Linked DNA regions of Homo sapiens: region 1 is linked to region 2. A link is a loop called in an ENCODE intact Hi-C map of the cell type or tissue named here. Cell type or tissue: CD4-positive, alpha-beta T cell. All regions are shown on one strand. Each heading gives the region's core, and the rest is flanking DNA. Links, peaks and the distances in the headings are about the cores only. Region 1 overlaps HIVEP2-DT (HIVEP2 divergent transcript). Region 2 has its middle 200 kb from the start of HIVEP2.

What was found. Peaks named below come from ENCODE experiments on the same cell type or tissue, not always from the same donor. Only the 100,000 strongest peaks of a DNase experiment are listed, where the experiment ranks them.
Region 1: it touches region 2 in a loop (3-fold over the local background); 32 of 110 quality-filtered maps call a loop at or near these places.

What each region holds. Positions count from the first base shown.
Region 1 is chr6:142,948,985-142,957,608 of GRCh38, reverse strand. It overlaps HIVEP2-DT (HIVEP2 divergent transcript), which reads right to left. Exons shown (of 3, transcript XR_001744397.3): 1 at 7,917-8,624; 2 at 7,218-7,461; 3 at 1-1,190. Among named protein-coding and RNA genes, the nearest start is that of HIVEP2-DT, 6.8 kb to the right of the region's middle. In CD4-positive, alpha-beta T cell, for the core only: CTCF peaks have their summits at 3,438 and 3,642; DNase peaks (open chromatin) are centred at 3,658 and 4,818.
Region 2 is chr6:142,742,487-142,751,110 of GRCh38, reverse strand. No RefSeq gene overlaps it. Among named protein-coding and RNA genes, the nearest start is that of HIVEP2, 200 kb to the left of the region's middle. In CD4-positive, alpha-beta T cell, for the core only: CTCF peaks have their summits at 4,127 and 4,327; a DNase peak (open chromatin) is centred at 4,410.

The sequences.
Region 1 (8,624 bases), core at 255-8,254, 210 kb before region 2:
GTATCTACACTGGGAAATCTTAACATAATTCTTACTAAGAAGCAAATGAGCTTAGGCTTTTCTAAAAAAAAATTAATTTTTGTGAGTACATAGTAGGTACCCCATATCTATGGAGTACATGAGATTTATTTATTTATTTATTTATTTATTTTTTAAGATGGAGTCTCACTCTGCCAGGCTGGAGTGCAGTGGCACGATCTCAGCTCACTGCAATCTCTGCCTCCCGGGTTCAAGTGATTCTCCTGCCTCAGCCTCCCGAGTAGCTGGGACTACAGGTGCGTGCCACCATGCCCTGCTAATTTTTGTATTTTTAGAGATGGGGTTTCACCTTGTTGGCCAGGCTGGTCTGATACGGACATACAATGTGTAATAATCATATCATGTAAAAAGAATTTAGTCTTGAAGAACCTTTAAAGAATAAAATCTTGGTAGCTCTGGCATTGACTCAGAAAATAAGAGAATGTAATCAATCTGATACTGAATGTTTTATGGCTGCCATACTATCTGCAAATAGGGTCATTATCATCTTCATCATTAGCAGCATCATCACAGCTAATACATATTAAGCACTTCCAATGTGGCAGGCACTGTTCTAAGAATTTTCTACCTGTCTTAATTCATTTTATCCTCTCAAAAATTCTGTGAGGTAGGTACTCTTATGCCCATTATAAAGATAAGAAAACTGAGGCCATATAAGTTGCAAGAATTATAGAATATTGAAGTTGGAACGAAACTTAGGGCTCACCTTGTTCAACTCCCAATTTATGGATGAGGAAACAGGTACAGAGATGAATGCATTGCTCAGAGTCACATAAGAAGTTAGTGCCTGACCATGAATATTTAGATAAACAAGCAGCATATATTAAATGCTTAATGTATAACATTTAACCCTGACAGTAACACTATGAAACAAATACTATTGTCTCAATTTTGTAGAAAAATGAAGCTCTTAGAGATGTTAAGGGATTGGCCAAATCACTGTCAGGTAAATGAGGGTGTTGGGTTTTGATCTCTGGCCTGTCACTAGACATCATGACAGTATCAGCAGACTGTCTCTCGAAGGCATAGGACTGTCTCCTCTCTGTTGATTTTGCACTGCACGGGACGGCCTCCTACTTACGCTGTAAACAGCTGCATTTTAGTCTTTAGCCTTGTTAGATCTCATGTCAGAGGAAGCAGTTCATGGAACCCTGGAATAATTAAGAAAAAAGCCGAAATGAGTGGCAGCCCCTTTGCTAAGTTCTGAAACACCAAAACAATAAGAGGCCTTCAATTTGTTCTATGTAATCAAATCTGGATGACAATGGAAAAACTCAACCAAATACCTTTATGCTTTCAGATATCCTGATATTTATAATCATGCAAATGTTCTTCATTTCTGCTTTCACTCAGGAATTTTAGGGGCATTTTGCAAACATTGCTACTATATTTGTATAAATACAATAAACCTAGTGATGTAATCTCTTGTTGGAAACTTAAATGCAATTGTCTTGATGTTTTTTCTTCTTCAAATTTTGCCCAGGCCATGACATTTAATATTTCTCATTATACGTATATTATCGTTTTTTAAAAATAGCATCATGGTTTCATTTAACGAAGGGTGAATTTTAAAGATGCCAATTGGTTATTTGTTTTTAGCATATCTTTAAGTTTATATATACTTGGATCAATATATTATACTGCTAGAAATGTCTTTTAAAATGACAAGTGCACATGATATTTACTAGAGAGAAGATATGTATATGTATCTGTATATACACCTTAAGATTTCACATAATTACTAATTTTTAAAGTTACATACATCTAGCACTTGATGCTCTAACTAAGCCACTCAGCTAAATATCACATTTTCTGTGTAAAACAGAAAATTTGAAAAACTAGATTTTCAAGAGCAAAGTAAATTTGGGAGTTGCTTCATTAACATGGAGACGTGATTTAAACTTGTAACTATCCACTAATAAGAGAAAGGTACCCTTTATAGATATTCAGAAGGCTATTATTTTTACTCATCTACTCTGATAATACAATGGATGTTCTAAGACAAGCTGGGGGTGGTAACCAAGGGCTTCATTTATCTGAAATTAGAAGTGCCCATAATGGGTTGGCAGAGCTGTGGGCAGCATTGTGTGTTTCCCAGCTCTCTCTAATTAACCATAGAAAAATGTGAGGAATAGCACCCAAATTATCTAAATTCTCTTTAGGATTTGCTACCTTAAAAACTATTTTCCTTTTGTTACATTCAATATGTATAATTAGGCTTTCAGAAAGTCCTCTGTTTGGAATTCTTTCCTTGCCGACCTGCCACCCAATTGCAAGTTACATCCAGCAGCCATTACTTATGTACTGAAGGTTGTTTCTGAGAAAAGTTTTTTCAATTAATTAATAGAACACATAAGATATACGTATCTTTAAATCCCCAATGTCTACCCCTTCCTCAAAACTCATCTAGCCCACAAAGGCATCTTCCTCTGGTTCATTCTGATTGCCTTTCTTACATTATCTCTTAGGACTTTCTCCTCCGCAGTCCCCACCTTCCATGTCCAGCCACACTGGCCTTTCAGTTCCTCATGGCACAGAGCTTCTCCTTGGCTTAGGGCTTTTGCACTTTCAGTTCTCTCTTTCTGGGGCTCTTTTTCCCTGCTTTTCCTCAGTCAGTTCTCAGCCCAAATGTCAACCCTGCAGATACCTCTACCCTCATCCAATATTACCCTACCTACCTATTTATTGCCTAACAATTACCTTGTTTTATTCTTGCCATTTTTCATGATTTGAAACTGTCTTCTTGGTAAATTTGTTTTCTATCAGTTTCCCAACCAGAATGTGAGGCCCATAGAACCTAAAGGCCTCATCTGCCTTGATCACTCCTATATCTCTAGTCATCAAACTTGGTCTAGCATATGGTTACTTGAAACATTATTTTAAAAATCAATACATACATACATGCATGCATGCATATATACAAACATATCTTTGCTCAAAAACCAACCTTCTAACTAACTTAGAAGTTAGAACACAGATTATCTCAGGGGTACCCTGTGGGAAGGGGTACAAGGGAGCCTTCTGTAATCTTAAAAATATTCTCCATCTTTTTCAGAGTAATGGTTACACTCACACAAATATATGCCAAAATTAACATAATTGTACACTTATGATTTGTTTATATTGGGTACCTACATTTTTAAAAATGCCTTTTTGTCAATTCATCAAGGGCTGATTTACACACATGACGTTTGGTGAGCTTTGTACCAGTGGTGCTTGGGTCAGGCATCCTTAAGCGCCTGGCAAAAATCTGATTGTTGGAAAATAATCATTGCCTTGAAGGACAGATGTAATAACAACAGAACAGGTTGCCTCCCCAAGGCTACATTTTTTTTTAAACACAGGTCTGTTTTGAAATATGCCCCCACCCGTGTCATTATTTAAGATGTTATTTAGCAAAGGGAGTCTCACACATTTCAGTGGCAGTGTCGTGGCCTACACACAGAGCCCAGGAAAAGATAAGAAGGCAGGAGTAAAATATTAACTTAAAAACTCAGAATATTTATTCAACACAATACATCATTGGCACAGCCTCTGCTAGTTGAGGATCCCACAGTAGAGTGCAGGAGAAATGATTATAAAACAATGATAGATAAAATTATAGGGCACTAGAGGGACCTGGAGCATATCAGTTTGCCAGAACAGAAGGTATTGACATATTCATCTACATATACAAGAATGTCAATGGGAAATGACATACTGAGTAAGTAGTTCCTTTATAAAAAATCTTTTTAAAAAAGATACAAAACAAATAATTAACTTCCTAATACATTATACTCACCAGAATCACTGGGAGCAGACTCATCTATATAAGGGGACTTTTCAAGTGGCTGAATATTTTGAGTACAAAGTATTTTAAAATGAGTTTAATTTTCTCCTGTGCAAATCTTTCTAAACAGATCATGGATTTCTTCTTCCTCTTACACAAGGTGTATTGCTATGACACACTAGTCTCTCTGTTGTTTGGGTTTATGAAGCACATGGATGACTGAGTGGGATTATTTCAGCGATGACTCTGTTGTTACCCCAGTAACAGCTAAGTAAACCCACCCTGCTTCGCATCTGCATAATTTTGTTATCTTCTTGTTTGCTGAGAGCAGCCTCCTCTGGATCAGAAATAATATCCTCTACTTGCTCATTTTCTCTTCGATGCTTCCAACTTGCTACCTTATTTTACATATAATTTCTAGGTCAGGGCCTGAATCACTGCACAAACTTAGTGACAACTATTTTACTTTTTTTGTTTTACTACCCTAAACTCAAGGTTCAAACCTATATAAAAGAGGGTCAGATCTACCAGATATCACATCAATAGATAAATTGGGAGTGGGTCAAGTCACTGTTCTCAGGAATTCTAAAAGTTCAAGGACTTAGGTACTAATCAAGAAAAATACATTTTTCCCAAAGTGTTTTATGGCTGACAATGAGAAACAACGCTTCTCCTTTCGGACCATATAGTATGCCAAATTTATATAGCCTATGTTTAAACCAAAATCACTATTCTCTGAAACCCCCTACTATACCTTGCCCATGTACTCTCATTTCTTTAACATTGGAAATTTATGTTTTACCCTAAGAAACCACTGCAAGAGCTTGGGAGGAATTTGGACTTTGATAAGCTCTCTCTGCTATTTTTCTTTTTCATGCCTCCCTCTCTTCTTTTCCCCTTCTCTGTCCCTGCTAGATTGTTAGGAGTTTCTATTTCAGAATCTTATGATTGAAAGGGAATCCCCTAGTTGCTTGAATGAGGAAGTGGAGGCTAAGAGAGGGGACCCAGGTCTCCCGCTAGCTCAGAGTCAGGACTAGCACCTGCACTCTGGGCTGACAGAGCCACCCAGCTTCTGCCTAAAAAGCCTGGATCATCATGCCCCACTCCACAGGCCCTGAGCACAGGCATCCTCTGTGTCCAAAGACAGTGGCTTTTGCGTTTGCCTTTCCCTTCATCGTTTCACACCTTTCCCCTTCAATTTGTATCCTATTCCTAGTTGCCCTAGTGTGCCCATGTCAGTCTGGTCCAAGCTTTGGATCTCTCTGTCTCACTCCCCCTCCAGACCTTCCTATATTATCTCCATTCTATGCTTTGTCAAGATAAATCAGTTTGATCACTAAGCTAGCTGTCACTCTGTAAGGCAATCTAATAAATTAATCTTTCATAAGAAGTTAATGACTGATTAAGAGCTTAGGATAAGAAGAGCCTACCACTTGTAGTTAGCTTGTACGGGAAGATTTCTACAGAGGCAGAGCCTTAACCCCAAGCAGTGACTGTTAAGTGGAGGAATTTCAGTTCTAACCAATTTTGGAGTTGGGGGAGGGTGATGGAAGAAAGTAGGATGGGGGATGATGTTAATGTGGTGCTCTTAAATTGCTAACATTGTATCATAAGCCTACATTTCCCTGTATCTAAGGTGGCAGTTCAGGCATTGGTAATCCTGGACAGTCTTACTGGCTGCTCCTGTATCTGATATTTGTTCATCTTTAAGAAGGTTATCTGTGAGACATCAGTGAGCTTCCTCAGAATAAAGGCCTGACTGGGCATTCCTTGAGCATTCTCTAGAATATAACAAGCATTTCACAGCAGATTGGACTGAAGAAACATGCAGTATCCTTCCATAAACTATGGGCAGGGTTGGTCCTAAGCTAAGCTAGAAAACCATCAAAGTTTGCTTGCATCTTGCTCATCCCCACAGCTGACCTCTCCCTCCCCTCGCGCCCTCTATGCATTCGTATATTCCGTGCCCACCATTCCCTCCTTCCCCTGCACCCTTCTCATCCCCAGGGCTGGATCATTCATGGGATCATTTCTTTCCTGACATATTTTTTGTACAGAAGAAATCTGGTTAAAATAAGAGCCACATGAATATCTTTAAAGGAGAAAAAGAGACCAACTTGTCATAAAGGATCACGTGAAATTTGAAGAATGTGACAAACAGGGAAGAAGGGAGTTCTCAGCCAGCCAGCCCCCATTCAATCTGAGGGACAAAGTGAGCTAGAAATTGTATGTAAAGGGATGCTTCTCAGACTTTAATGAGAATAGAAGTCATCGGGGATCTTATTCACATGGAGTTTCCCAGGCCCTAATTTTGAGGATTTTGATTTTATAAATCTAGGGGGTAGCCCAGGCTTTTAATTGAGCATTGCAAGAGATATTGCTACAAGTGGTCTTTGGAATATATTCCGAGCAACTCTGGAATACAGGGTGACATTTGGTTAGTTGGATGTCTGCATGCTCTGTGTGCCTTGTAAAACCCATGAGGGTAAGCACTTTATCCTTCAATCCTAACAGATGTCATCTTGAATCACAGTATGGCTCTGGCTGATCGGTCCTTCATTACCACTATCACCCTCCACTCCTGAGCCAAAGGATGTATAGTGGGATCAAAAGACTTGTCTACATTAGAATGATTGGATTTGTATCCTATTGACGATTCAACAGACATGCAGATTTTCCCTCCAAATTCTTTTCTTCAACTAATTTTTGGGGACCTATGTATTCTTAACATCACATGAATCATGACACTGCTTAATTTTCCTCCATATACTAATTAAAGCAGATAAGTAGGAAGCAAGAGATCCATCAGAAAGGCAGTTCTAAGTCATTACTCTTTATTAAGACCTAAGGCTATATTCTATTTATTCATCAGAATCCCATAGCAGGTAACCCCTTTAATGTCTTATTTATAGTACCATAAATTTATCTGAGAGAGTGGCATGCCAGTTAATTCATTTTGCACAATTTTATGGGGGGACTTTATTACAATGATTTATATAGAATTTATAGGAAATTAGGCACATCATCTTGACTAAATCCCTAGTTATAAAAAATAGGGAAACCTAAGCCAAAAGACTTAAGGGATATAGTGGATACTTTCCGCCCCCTGGTCTGCAAGACTCCTTTCTTTTGGGAACAGCTTTTTTTTTTTTTTTTTTCCCCATGAGGACCTTCTCCTCTTCAGGTCTAGTCATGACCAAATCAGATCACTCCACCCAAGACCTGCAAGTGGTTCAGGTGCAATGACATGACTAAGGCTGCCTGAGCTATCTGGAAAGAAGGTCTTTTCCTGCTGTGTTGCTTATCTAGGAAGAAGATAATCTGGGAATGCTGCCACCAACCTGCAGAATGTTTGCCTGAAGGGCAAAGTGAAGCAGAGAGATAAGAACAGAGATGGAGAAGGCCTTACCGGGTAATAATATTTGAGCCTCAGGATCTCACTATGTTGAAAGTTAGTCCTTGAGTGATGGTTATGTGAATCAATGAAATCCATTTTTCCTTAAAGTCATTTGAGTTGCAGATTTAACAGAGAGAGTCTTGATTAGTAAGATGGACATGGCTGGTTCTGGAAACTTCATGTACAGTGTCTCCTGGTACCCAGTTCTCCTGCCTGGATATATCAGGTCCCATGCTCTGTGGCAGGAGGTCTTGTGCTTTAGAATACATAAGTAACAATTGCTTTACATGTTAAAAATGCAGAGTCCTGGGCCCACAAAGATTCAGATTCCATGGGGCTGAGTGATAAAGGCCCAAAATTTGCCTTTTATGAAGCTTTTCTGGAATTCTTACGGTGACCTGAGAGGCCTTCTGTTCACTGGCTGTCTCATTTTATTCTAGCCACACCATTCCCATTGATGTCTATAAAAATTCCAGGTATTGGAGCTGTATCTTGGCTGTTCCCTCCATGTGAAAAGCTCTGTCCTCCAGATATCTCCAGGTATTTCCTTCAAACCATGGCAGAAATCTCCCTTTTCAACAAGTCTTACTCTGATGTTCCTATTTAATACAGCATCAGGACAACCCTCACCCCACCTATATCCTTTACCCTATTTTATGTTTTTCCCCCAAACATTTTACCTTTCAAAGTCCTATATAATTTATTACTTACATTTATTGTCTATCCCATTCTTCCTCCAAATCCTCTCCTCCCGCTGGAATGCAAGCTCCAAGAAAGCAGGGAACTTTGATTTGTTCACTGATGTATCTTAAGAATCTTCAGCACATAGCCGGCATTCAATAAATATTTTTGAATGAAAATTTCAGTTCGAAATGATTTTCTGACAATACTCTGAAAAATGCCATATAACCATGAAGCCATTAATTATTTTATTTTCTTAATGTCTCAAAATGCAGATTACCAAATTTTCTTTCCCTTTGAAACTGAGAAGTGATAAGAAGGATGCATGATGAAAAGAAAGTTCCTACTTCCTTGCTGATGCTCCATATGGGTGCCAGGCTGGGGCAGCTGTGCCCCACCCAGCCTCACTTCCCATAGAGTTTCTTAGAGCTGCATGCCCAGTTTTCTACCAGTACTAGTTTTGTCTTCGGGGGCTTTCTGGGAAGAGTTTTCTGATTACTCTATTGCCCTTACATGCAAGCAACTGGACATTGACTAAATATGGATAGCATGTTTGGTATATAGACATAAAATATGGGTTATAAAGGAGATTCACTTAGAGAAGAAAAGCCATGCAGCCTTTTGGAGAGAAACCCCCAATCAATAGGCCATTGGGACTGAACACAGGAATAATCAATCACAATAGACAATGCTTTCTGAGTCCTATGTAGGTCAGGCTCTGGAGTGGCTGGTGCTGAT
Region 2 (8,624 bases), core at 126-8,125:
TTTCTTTTTGCTAAGGTGGCTGAAGCTAAGAATCAACTAAAATATATCAGAAGATACCCACAAATCACAGTTCTTTTATTAGAATGAGTAGAATCTTTTTAATAATAAGAGCAGAAGCTCATTAAAAGTCAAAACCTATTAGTATTTTCACTATAAAAATCTCAAATTTGTGGATTTACAATGTACCTATTTGCTTTTATGAGCCAGACTGTCTTTTTAAACTGTGTTTTACAAAGGTGATTTAAAGGTCAACACAGACACTCTAATATCTGTCTCTTACCAAGAAGAATCTTTTGATTATGTAGGGTGATTTGTGTGTCATATTCCTCATTGATGTGTGCGTGCGTGTGTGTGTGTGTGTGTGTGTGTGTGTGTGTGTGTTGGTGATCCCAGGCCAAATCAAATTACTCTGTTTCCTCCTCTACCTAATTCATCACTCATTTATTCAGTCATTCATTCATTCATAAAAGTTATTGAGTGCCAACTATGAACTGGGTACGATAGTGGGCATTTATTTTTATTTTTATTTATTTATTTATTTATTTATTTATTTATTTATTTGAGAGTCTTACTGCAGGCCAGGCTGGAGTGCAGTGGTGCTATCTCAGCTCACTGCAACCTCCGCCTCCCAGGTTCAAGTGATTCTCCCATCTCAGCATCCTGAGTAGCTGGGTCTACACGTGCATGCCACCATGGCTAATTTTTGCATTTTTAGTAGAGACAGGGTTTCACCATGTTGGCCAGGCTTGTCTCAAACACCTGGCCTCAAGTGATCTGCCTGCCTCAGTCTCCCAAAGTGCTGGGGTTACAGGTGTGAACCTAATGCTCCCAGCCTGGTGGTGGGCATTTAGAATTAATAAAGAGTATCCGTGCCACCAAGGAGCTCAAGTAAATAGGAAAGACATATATGTAAGTAAATGTGGATAATATGATGTTTGAGCTAAAATAGTTGCACATTTGGTTTTATAACCATAAAGGGAGAGAGAAATCATCCTGGAGAGAGCAATCATCCTGCTGAGAATGAAGAAAAGCTTCATCACAGAGGTAGCCTTAGAACAGATCCTTGAAACAATAAATTGACTAATTCATTCAACGTAGCTTTTCATCACCTACATTGGAGTACTCTTGTGTGTGCTAGGTGTCCAATATGGCACAAAACAGATAAAGTCCTTGCCTTAATGGAGTTTATATTCTAGAGGAGAGGGCAATATAAAAAATTAGTGGGAAAACGCATATTAGATCTGATCTGAGATGTGTAAAGCAATTAATGTGTAAAAAGCAAGATGTAGCTGGCACCCTAGGTATGTGGCAAGGTAGTACATGGTTAAGCTAGAAACACATATCAAAGTCCAATTTCCTAATCCAGCCTACAGGTCTGGCCCTGTAAGCAATGGAGAACCAAGGAAGGATTGAAGCAATAAAGTGGCCTTGCTAATTGTTGTCGTTATCATTATTTTGGGAAAAATAAAATACTGTGGCACCAGCGAAGATAAGGGAAATAAAAGCAGCAACAATCCAAACAAATGATGGAGACCTGGAGAAAGAAGGGACAGTTTTGCTTAATGAAGAGGAATGGCTGATAGCTAGACTGATTTGGTGCTGGGATGAAAGAGATGGAGAAGTTAAAGATGATGAGTTTTTAACCTGGACAATAGAATGAGGGTGGCATTATTCAGCCACAAAAGAGAGTGGATTTGTACAGAATGCTGGTAAAGAGATGAGCTTTCCTTAGCAGTTCTGAAGGAGTTCAACCTCAAACAAGAGAGGCCAGAGCTGGAGACTGGTTTGTCAGTTCTTGTTTTTCATCATAGCTGAGAGCACTGAATTGGATGAAATTCCTCAGGGTATATAAAGGGGTAGAAGAGGAAGTTTGAGGGTTTCCAAAGGTAGACAAAGAACATAGGGGCGAGCAAAGGTATACTTCACAGGACAGCACATCTCATCTGCTGAGCCTTAATGATACAAAATTGTTTAATATTTTTGAGAACTTGATTTTCAATATATTCCCCAAGATAATTTCTAGAAAACAAAACTTTTAGAACATCATTTTCTGAGAAAAAATCAACTGCATTTGTGGAATTATTTACTATTAGTTACTATTTCCTTAGTAGCATAATAGTAGCTTCATTATTAAATAATAAATTAGAGGTTATTAAATTAACCTGTCATTTACAAATATCTTTTCCAAAACCTGTAGTCTAGAGAAGTTAGGTGAAGTTTTCAAGGAGAAATAGGTGGTTCATTACAGAATCAAGGCTAAAAATGAGCTCCCACCTCTTTGTCCAGGTTTGCTTAAAGAACAGTTTCTCATTATTTATGCTCTTCTCACTTAGATCAAGATTACAATCACAATAATGTACTGTGAAAGTTGTTGGGTTGAATGGGCTCAGAATCATACAAAAACAACAAAGCTTATTTCTGCCCTGGAAATGGTCTTTATTAGTTTAAAATATATTACTAAATATGGTGGCATCGACTTTGCCACAGTACAGTTTTTTTTCCCAGGGGCAATTTGACATTATACAGAGCATCAGCTCCCATTAATTTCCGAGTGTAGAGAAACATATGCTTACCCAGACTTTATATGCAACAATAAACCAGCTTGGCTATGCAGTAGTACTGAAGAACAGGGAAAGTGGTGGAAATTATTCTACTTGGCACCGAACAGTACCTAAAGAGTAACAAGAAGAAGACACAAACTCTATTTTCTAGAATTCTCTAGATGGATCATTTTATGCATACATATCCATTGCTTATCAACAACTAAGGCCACCTTCAGAAATATACATTTGACAGGATGTATTGACTTGTGCCTGTAATTCCAGCTACTTGGGAGGCTGATCTAGGAGGATTGCTTGAAGCCAGGATTTCAAGACTAGAAATACATGTTGGTTATCAAAATGAATCATATCAACAGATTTTCTCTCCATTCACTAAGTGCCTATAAATGTATTTCAGATTCTGCAGTAGATCCCTGCCATGGATTTTTATTTTTTTGAGACAGCATCTTGCTCTGTTTCCTGGGCTGGAGTGCAGTGGCACCATCTGCAACCTCTGCCTCCCTGACTCAAAGAGACACTCCCACCTCAGCCTCCATAATAGCTGGGACCACAGGTGCCCGCCACCACGCCCAGCTAATTTTTTGTATTTCTTTTGTAGAGATGGGGATCTCACCATGTTGGCCAGGCTGGTCTAGAACTCCTGGGCTCAAGTGATCTGCCTGCCTTGGCCTCCCAAAGTGCTGGGATTACAGGCGTGAGCACCCCGCCCAGCCCCTGGCATGTTTTATTCTTCAAGTAGATTCCAAGTGTTGTTACATTGTTGAAATACAAGCAGAATCCATATAGTTCGATGTGAATAAAATCTTATTTTGGCAAAATTAAAATAAAATGATTAATGATCATACATTTCCTTAATTTATTAAAAATCATATTAATAAAATATTTTTAAATGAAAACCTTTCTATTAAAAAATGCCACTGGGCACGGTGGCTATTATTTCCTACAGGTTATTGTTGCAGCATGTAGGAAAAACTACATACACACACATTGTACATGGTCCAGGGATCCAGGCCATTTATGGGGACAGCATCCCCATACAAAATCTCTTGTAGCTAATAATGATAAGTATTCTCTACAAGCCCTGTTTTAAGTGCTTTCATTTATTCCCTCATTTAATAGTCACAAAACTGAGTGAAATAATTTGCTTAAGTTTTCCCAGCTAGTAAATAGAAGAGGCAGTTAGGCTCTAAAGCGGTGCCATCCAGTAGAACTTTCTGTAATGGGAAAAATGTCCCATATCTACACCTTCCAATACAAAAGCCTATAGCTATACATGACTGGAGCACTGGGAATGCGGACAGTGCAAGTGAGAAACTGGACTTTTAATTTTATTTAATTATATTTAAATTAAACTTCACATGTGTCTAGTGCTTCCTGAATTGACTGGCCACCTCTGCAGGCTGGACCCTTCCCCTGTGCACAGGCTGCACCACCCACCTCTATAAGCACTCATCATTTGACAGCTATTGAGGTTCTATCACATGCTAGCTCTTTTCTTGGTGCTGGAGCTATACCAATGAACAACAACCACCAAACCACACCAAACCCAAAAATCTGCTATCAAAGAACTTAGGTTCAGTGCTTATCACTAAATATCTAGTTAAGGATTTTGGTGATACAATCCTATTGACTGCTTCTGTTTCCATTGAGTTTTGGACCCTGGAACTCACTCAAGCAATAACAGCCAAAGCACGCTTTTTTGAAGAAGTAAACAAGCATCCTCCTCCTCCTGCCAGAAATCTGTTAAAAGCAAGGATGGAGAATATATCCCATTCTCAGGACTCATGTGGGGTCTCTCACTTCTGCCTTGGTATAAATGCATATGCCCCCTTGTGGCCTAAGGAAAGAGAGATGCAGCTGGGCTCCCCAAGGGCCCTGACTCCCCTACTGCTTCTGCATAGGACATGGAGTCTATGAAGAGAGCGCCCTGGCTCCTGGAAGCCTTGCCTTGCTTTTCTACTGACCACATGTTATTAAGTAAATGGAAGGCAGAAGGAAGGAGTCTGACATTTCTTCTCCCACAGTGAAGGGTGGAGGAAGGAAAGAAACAGAGGGGTTTCCTTTCTCTAGCCCAGCGGCCATCCTGACTGTGAAGCAAGGGGTCTGAGGAGAAAACTGCTCCTTGCTGCCGCGTATCCATCTAAGTAGCCAGACTCATGGAAAACCACACTGCAAATGTTGCCCTCTTTGGAGAAAACCCACTGTCACCAAGGATCTACTGTTTTCCCCAAAACATAGTCTATGACTCTCTGTTATCCCCTTGGAATCAGTGAGATCATAATTCACGTGATATTCAACTGAAACAAACTAGACAAAGAGATTAAATAAAGCAACTTCATCTTAGCTCAAAAATTAGAACAAGCAGCCTTTCCCAGAGAGAATTAAGCCCATCAGAAAATGATTTGAGTGACTATTTTTCTCAAATCTTCTAAGGAGATTACGTAACTAGCACCATCCTTGTGTGTAGGAAAAAAGTTAATTTGTTACACACAATGGGTGTCTTAGGGCATTAGGACTTAATATTCATATGGAAGCCTGTTTGACAAGGGATGGACTGTGGTATATTTCCCAACTCGTATCATGCCTAGTCACATTGTCAAATCTAGTTTAACAGAAATAATACATTGAGTACCACAGGACAGCATCAAATCCCCCCAAATTGTATCATGCCAGCAATATTAAAATGCCCCAAATGTGAACACTGCCTCATTAATATTTTCCAGAATAAACTTAAATTGCAAAAAGATAACCTCCTTTTATATTAAATACTAAATAAATTTAAGTCCCCAGTTTTGCTTCCTTTAATTCCTTACCCCAAGAATAACATAACTTACGTTCCCAGGGAAGGTTACAATTCAAATGTGTTAGGCATTTCAGCCAGGACCTTGGTGTACCTACCACTCGGCAATATGGGATTTCTTTCAGGGAAAGTGGTCCACACAAGGAACATAGCCAGATGGGAAAAAATGTTATATTCCCTATTTATCATCCCTCCTCCCTCTGCCAATCACATGCAGCAAATGCTTCAGGTTAATGATGCATTCAAGAATGTGTCTTGATCTCCATTCTGAAGTAAAGCCACCTTCTTTCTATGTAAATCTAAATCTTAGGGTATGTATAACTAGACATTCCTATGTCAAAAGAGATATGTCCAGATTTACTGCATTCTGTTTAGATAAATAAATATGTGTCATTTTATGTATATATACATTATTTCATTTACTCCTTTTAGCTCCTGTAATATGGGCATTATAACTTCCATTTCGCAAATCACCAAATATTTGTAGAGAAAGAAACATAAATTTTATAACTTGCCCAAGATTACATAACTGAGTTTCAAACTCAGGTCTGTCTGACTCCAGAATCATCCATTCCATTATTTCATTGATTGTCATTCAGCCATAGCTGCAAGCTTTCAAAGGAAATTCATCATTTGTTCTTTCATTCATTCAAACATGTTGATTGACTGACTGCTCCTGCTGCACTGTTTAGTAAGCAAGACCGCATGTGAGCAAGAGATTTCAATGACAGCATGGAAAGGAATTTGAGAGAGGGATTGCTGCAATGCAAACCCAGATTTGAGGTAAGTGAATCTGAACTATAAGGAGGGAACCCTAATCTGAACAAAAAGTAAGGGTGTTCTGGAACGTAAGGTGATTATCAGGTTAGTGCAGAACATTAAAAGTGTTACAGGTAGGGGAGGCCCTCTGGAAAAATCCCACAGCAAGAGAGAGCAGGACATGTTGGAGAGAACAAAACAAATTCTACAGAGGGAGTAAAGATTCTGAGGTGCAGGGCCAGGAAAGGGATAGCAAGAGGTGGAGCCGACGGGATAAACAATGATGAGATACTGCAGGGTCTTGGAAATCATTTTTAGAGGTTTAGACATTAGGGCAACAGTTATTTGGGAATTAGAGCGTGCTAGGTAGGAAACTGATGGGACAGGGTTTGCGGTTTACCCGCTAAAAGGGCTTTAAGGTACACTGTCCAAGAGTCATAGCAACATGGGGCTACAGAGCACTTGGAACGTGGTTACTCCAAATTGATATGCACTGCAAATGTGAAATATATGCCAATTTTGAAGATATAGCACAAGGACGGTTTCAAATATGTTATTCATAATTGTTCATAGTGAGAACATGTTTAAATGATACTACACTACAAATATTAGGTTAATTAAAATGATGTTAAAATTAATTTCCTATGCTTCTTTTTTTAGGTTGGTACCAGAAATTTCACAATTGCATACGTGGCTCACATTGCATTTCTATTGGATGGTGCTGGTGAAAGAGAGAATAGATGAGGGGTTGGGAGGGGCCACTGAGTTCAGCTAGGCGGCTATTTCCATGATGGTGGCCTGCAATAATGCGGCAGTGGTGAAGATGAAAGAAAGCAGACAGACTTGAACTGCAAGAAGGTGGTGCACCATATGAGATGGTGGTTTATTAGATACAAGGTTCTCAGAAGAAGGGGGCGTCATGGTTAACGTCCCATTCCTAGCTAGCCACAAACAGATTAAAGATGATGCCTTTTCACAACATGGTTAAAGGGCAGGGGGCAGGGAGGTTTGGGAGAGCCCTGACGGATTTGGTAGCTCTTCCTTACTTCCTGACTTTGGGGGTCCTGTGGACATCTGAAAGGAGAGGTCCAGGGAGCAATTGGAACTGTGGTTCTTCTGATACTATCTTAATAATAATAAATCTATCTGTAATTTATTTAAAGTGGATCATATGCCAGACAGATATAATCTCATTTAATCCTTCCATGAATTTGTTGATAAGAATATGGCTACATTCCCTTCCTTTTTTATTGCTCTATATCAATGGTTCACAATTTTATCAACTATCATATTTTATAGTGCCTCTTTTGTATAGTTTACTCATCCTATTATATGGAAAATATCCATATAATTTTGAAATTATTATATGGATAATTGAAATTATCCATATAATGTATAATATCCATATAATATTTTCAAAATTATATGGATAATTTCAAAAATTTCAGTATAATACCCTAACTATATATAAAGGAGAAATGACAGAAACTTAATTTACAATAAAATTTTATTCATCTATTAAATAGGTAAATGTACTGTGTTATAGTTAAAGATTACAGTAGAAAGTATAATGAAGAAGTTAGGAGCTTGCACCTCCATGCAGATCACCGTGATTATGACAGCTACATATTCACCTGCCGGTGTATTATACTGGGAACTCAGATGCCACAAGTGGCATTGTCATTAGAACATGATTTTCTGAAATGAGAAAGAAAATCTCGGAAAGTTCCAAAAATAACAAAATGTGAATTTTCTCAATTGACATGTGGTTGCCCTCCCAGAAATATGTAACAAACCTGCACATTGTGCACATGTGCCCTAAAACTTAAAGTATAATAATAATAAAATTTTAAAAAAAGAAAAAAAAAAAATTATAAAAATTTTTTAAAAAATTCAGTCTCCAGTCCATTCTGCTGTAATGTTTGTTTTAAAATTTTTCCAACACAGTTGACATACTAGGGAACAATTTGAACATAACACATTTGCTTATGCTTGACTTTTTAATTGAGAAATACTAGGTGAATGCAGAAGACAGCACTTAGCTGAAGGAGCCATGTAGGAATATACAAACATAAACACTAACACAATTCCAATGTCTACCAGCTACCTCATTTCACCAAGAGTGTTATGACCCCACCCATATACATAGTGTACAGCATAGTGAAGTTGGACTTTCTGTTCAATTTCAGATGACCTTCCTTCCATCACTTCACAGTAAGTCACAAACTGCAGCTCTTCTGTCACCTACTTCTAGTAGCGAATATTAGATGTTTTTCAAGTTAAGCGCCGCATTTATTGGAGTACTTATGTATTTCTTAACCATTAATGCATGTAAAACTATGCTACCATTTTTACTGGCACCCTATCTTTTTTTAACATATCACTGATGAAGTTTTGGAGTATTGTGTCCCTAACCCTGTTTTCCCCATAAGCCCTATGGCTTGTTATTGCACAATTTTGCATAGTACAATGATTTTTGGGAGCACACTTGTCTTCTGGTAGCA